Linked DNA regions of Homo sapiens: region 2 is linked to region 1. The links are chromatin loops, found by intact Hi-C in ENCODE. Cell type or tissue: heart left ventricle. All regions are shown on one strand.

The links. Peaks named below come from ENCODE experiments on the same cell type or tissue, not always from the same donor. Only the 100,000 strongest peaks of a DNase experiment are listed, where the experiment ranks them.
Region 2: it touches region 1 in a loop (3-fold over the local background); 14 of 110 quality-filtered maps call a loop at or near these places.

The regions. Positions count from the first base shown.
Region 1 is chr16:53,509,168-53,511,667 of GRCh38, reverse strand. It overlaps LOC105371268 (a long non-coding RNA gene), which reads left to right. Exons shown (of 2, transcript XR_001752188.2): 2 at 945-1,384. Among named protein-coding and RNA genes, the nearest start is that of AKTIP, 7.2 kb to the right of the region's middle. RefSeq lists an enhancer at 1,007-1,146. In heart left ventricle, a CTCF peak has its summit at 1,020 (motif pointing right); DNase peaks (open chromatin) are centred at 1,067 and 1,527; H3K4me3 peaks cover 545 bases; H3K27ac peaks cover 1,719 bases.
Region 2 is chr16:53,323,713-53,326,212 of GRCh38, reverse strand. CHD9 (chromodomain helicase DNA binding protein 9) reads right to left here. Exons shown (of 39, transcript NM_001308319.2): 39 at 1-2,193. The coding sequence ends at 1,318. Among named protein-coding and RNA genes, the nearest start is that of RBL2, 110 kb to the left of the region's middle. In heart left ventricle, no CTCF peak of the experiment used is centred here; no DNase peak of the experiment used is centred here.

The DNA of each region.
Region 1 (2,500 bases):
ATATGGACAGGTGGTGGTTGGGGGCTGAGGGAGCTCTCCCACACTCTCTTTGGCCCCAGAGGGCTCACCACCTGGCTTCATCTGTTTTCCTGCCTGACTCCACTAATACTGACAGCCCAGTGGCTCTATTTGGTCAGTGACTAAATAAATATTTGTCCTGAGAAGCTGGGTCACATGACCCTTGGGTGATGGCCTGGTTCCTCAGTGACTTGTGTCACTAGGAATGTTGCACCTCCCCAGTGACACCTCCACCCCTGATTTCCACCTAAACACACCTTGCTCAGAGATGCTGTGTCCCCATTTACATACCTCATCCTTAATTGCGTGGGCAAATTTGGGGCTGGCCTTCAACCTAGGCCATGTTACCATGCTCCTACATAGTGTAAGCGTGGAGCCTCGGGGAGGGGTGTAGTGATCCCCGCTTCTCACAGCCCCTAGCCTCTCCCCAGTCCCTTCACCATCCCCTCATTTCCTCGGACCATCTGTGATGGAGGAGAGAATTTGTCATTATGCCCTGGGCCAGTACTGGAAACTCCACCATTATTGATTGATCTCTTTAATGCAGGGCTTTAAGTCCTAACGTATGCGGAAGGATTAAACTCAGTCATTTATATTTAGGGAATGAAGATTCCAAGGTTTGCTTTTGATGTGGAGGGAGAGATGTAGTTGTAGATGGGGAGATTCTGGGGGCTAAAGGTCTGAATTTCCTCAGGTGTGGCAACCCTGCGGAATGGCTTCTTACAGGATCTTTAAGGCGTCTTAGGTGGAAGGCTCAGTAAAAATGTTTTCCTTGAATCCACCCCTCATCTCCATGTACTCAAACCTTTGGTGGAGATGCTACCCTGCTTGAGACTATTCAACCCTTTGGTTAAGGAAAATATAAAACTTTTAGGAATGATTTTTAGGAATGCCAATGTAGACTTAGGATTTCTTTTTCTTTTAAGGGAAGGAGTTTGTTTAAAATCTGTATGAGCAACTTGAGAAGATAATTTCGGCTTTGCTACTTGCATTCTTCCTATTGCCCACCAGAGGGCACTCAAGCACCCGCCAGGCGGAGTTCCCTAACCCGTGGATTCCTCAACCGCACCCAGCATCTTCCCAGGCTGGAGCTGAGTTAGAACAAGGGAAAGTTGACCCGCTAAGTGTCTTCTGAAAGGGCCATCTAAATGGTGTCAAGAGAAGCCGCCGCCTGTGACTGAGAAAAATACAAATGACACTCATGCGAGCCCAGTAGGATGTACAGCCACTGCCTCTCTGCGGTCACGTTTGCTGTGTTATTCACATTCCCAGAGGAAAAAGCTGTGTGCCTGGCTTTAGCATTCTTTCCAGCAGTCTTTATTTCCTCTTCTCGGGCACATTAGGGAATGTTTTGTACCTTGTCACATTAGAGGAAAAAAAAAAAAAAGGACGTTCTGCAGAGCGAGTTTAGGGCACACCAGTTATCAGGGACCTGAGGCCTGACTTGGCCAGAGGTCGGATGCGGCAATACCGGGTGCGGAATGCGTAACCACCCACCCGGGCCGGGGCTTCCCTCACTAAATTTCAGCAGCACGGCAACCGCAGTTCGCCACTTAGTGTCTCCTGCACTGCATCCGGCGTATTTTAAAACTGGATTCGACTTGGCTAGCATGAAGTAGGCAGCAAGGGCCACGAGAATAAGTCTGTTATGGACTCGACATTCATAATAACAAAGTTATTGACAGGAAGTCAGTCTTATAAGTGGGAAGTAGGAATGACCCTAATACTCTCCTGGAAGCCTCATTATTTGCTCATTATTGTACAGTTCCAGATATTCAGATAACTTTTCTTAGCAGACTACATTTCTGTTTTTAATCGTTGGTTCATGCAAAACCATTAGGATGCAATTCTTACTAAATCAGTGGCTCCAGCCAGGCGCGATGGCTCACATCTGTAACCCCAGCACTTTGGGAGGCCAATACAGGAAGATGGCTTGAGGCCTGGAGTTTGAAACCAACCTGGGCAACATGGTAAAGCCCCCATCTCTACAAAAAAAAAAAAAAAAAGAAAAAAATTAGCTGGGTGAGGTAGTGGTACACACCTGTGGTCCCAGCTACTCAGAAGGCTGTGGCAGGAGGATTGCTTGAGCCCAGGAGTTTGACATTGCAGTGAGCTATGACCGCAACACTGCACTCTATCCTGGAGGACAAAGGGAGACCCTGTAGACAGCTCGAGGAGCCACAATAAGCTTCTCACCCATGAAGCACTCCTGCCAAAAATGACGAATCCAATCAAGCCTTCACACCTGACAGTTTATAGGAAATACAAGGATAGAGGATCAAGTTAAACATCACAAGAAAACAGCCAAATCCAAAATGCGGAATACTCTGATCTGTTGACCGGTTCAAATTGTCAATATTATTGGGAGGAAAAAGTGGGAGGGCTGTTCTAGAATAGAGATTAAAGGGATATAACCAAATGCAATGACTGAATCTTGATTGAATCCTGGTTTAGAAAAATAACTGTCTTAGTCTGTTTGGAC
Region 2 (2,500 bases), 190 kb after region 1:
TGGACCTCTACCTTGTCAGAATAATAGCAGCTTTAGCAGGAGAAATTGTATCACAAATCAAATATCAGACAAATTTTACATGGTAAAGGAGTCTATGAAATTGAACAGAAGCCTCAGGCTTCACTTTTGTGGTTTACAGGTATAACTTGTACATCTTTTTGAGATTATTCAAAGTGCATTTTCAAAACGGGCAACTCAGTATATTTAATATAAACTGATAACCCAACACTGATTCTGGGCAACATTTAGTCTGCTTACACCTAGAAACTCAAAATGAATTTAGACTATCTGCATATTACTTTACCACTATTATCTGTTAATTCTGGAATATTTCCATGACATAAAACACAAATAGAAATCTACACAAAGAAAGCAAACAAACAATTTCTTTTACATGAAGTATGCTGTGTTGAAAGTTCTTTTCAGTGGCATTTCATGAGTTTGCCTTTTCTGAACCCTGGAAACAGACATTACTCATCTGAGACATGATTATTTCTAATAGGAGGCCAAACTTTGAAAAGTTAAAACTAAGTATGTCTATAGGGTGCCAAAGTCACATGACACATGATTATTTTATGACTTAATTTTACTGATATCTGAATTAAGCTCAGCAAAAAGCAAGTCATATTTCTTGCCAGATTGACATGATATATAGGATGTGTTTAAAAAACCCCTGAAAACAAGTATAGAATTAGAAACGAATGTAAACTTCCTAAACTAACTCAGCTGAGGTAACAGGTAGCCAGTTAAATTGGCTGATTGGGAAACTTATTTCTTCTTTAAAACATACTTGTACCTGAATTGGAAACATCAGCAGTGCATCACAACACTAGAGCATTTTCATGTAATTAAAGCAATGGATGGTGATGTAGATTCTACAGCTTTCATGACATTCATTAGCTGCCCAAATTATTGCTGAGTTTTGATCTGTAAATTATAGGTGTCAAGGAGGCTGTAAAACTATATTCAAATTAAATCAGTAATATGCATAAAGTATTCTGTGTTCACTGCAAATATATTAAATATACAACTCTTATTGAGCATAATTTTCATAAAATTAACCCCCAACAAAATTATAATGCCTTTTGTTGTAATTTTACACCTTTATGTATTTGATAGTACATACGAGTTCAGAAACTTATGAATCTTAAGAAATATTACATGCAAAAAGTCTCTGAAAGCAGTTTGCACTTCTAAACAAATAACTGAAATGTTCGGTCAGTAAGTTATTGATGCACTCAACACTGGGGTATTTACAATTAATTATTAAAGAAAAAATCCAAAATCAGTTCATATTTTAAGTGCAGAGTCTGGGAATCAGTCTTCATTACTAGAATCTGAATCCTCAGATGACGACGATGTACTATCAGATCCAGATGAAGCATCAGCTTTCTCTGAACCCTCATCTGTGCTGTTTTCATTGAGAGGACTTGGTTCAGTTCCTCCTTTGTCTTCCTGATCTTTAATTCTGGAATCTTCTTCTTTTACTTCTACAGACTTAGACGAGCCTAAGTCACTGTTTTTGTTTTGTACATCAAAAGTATTGGACTGGGACAAAGTTGGAATATGAAGATTAAGGCCTGGAGTGAGAAGCATCCCTGGATAAAGTATATTAGATAGTAATAGTGGGTTAAGAGCTAATGGGTTGGCAGCTGCAGCTGTATTTAATGCAGCAGTAGAGGATGTGGAAGGAGAACTTGACACAGAGTTTTCTCCACCATTCTCTGAACTTTGGCTCTCTGTCCTTTCTGTTTTTCCTTCTGACTCCTTAGAGTCACTTCCCTTTTTGTCTTCTGTCCCAGATTCCGTAGGCTTTGTCAGGAGTCCTCCCATGCCCAACAGATTTGGTAATCCAGCCATTCCTGACAGCAGCATGGGGAACATAGCAGCCATGTTTTTAGCTTCTCCTCCAGAAGGAAGGCCGGTAGGCATTCCCATCAACCCAGCAGTTACTTGCAGTGACTGCAAGTTTTGTAGGTTTTGTTGTAAGGCCTGAAGAGTTGTGAGATCCACACCTGGAAGTAGTCCATTGGCTAACAAAGGATTGCCTGAAACACTGGTGGCAGATGCAGCAGCTGCTGCTGCTGTGGCCTTTGCAATTCCACTTTTAGGCCGTCTCCCCCGCCTGCTTACTTCCTCTCTCACAACGGGACCAGTGAGAATACGTTCATACATGCTTTCTGGAAGAAATCCCTGGAAGAAATATATATTCATTAATAATCCCTACATGAAAATAAAATAAAGAGTTATTAGCTTATCATACAAATAACCATGAAAAATAGGTAATTATTTGTAAATTTATTCTGTACTGATATTAAATAATCAATTATAATAGCAATAACCTAATTTTATATAAGTGGTAGCTTCAAACAGCTCTTCCACTTTTCATTTTATCACAGAATAAGTGAGTAAAGAGGTCTTTAGCCTTCCTCCATACTGTAAAACATAAGATTGTAGTATAATTCTAGAAAATATAAGGTCCAAAAAAATTTTTTCATGG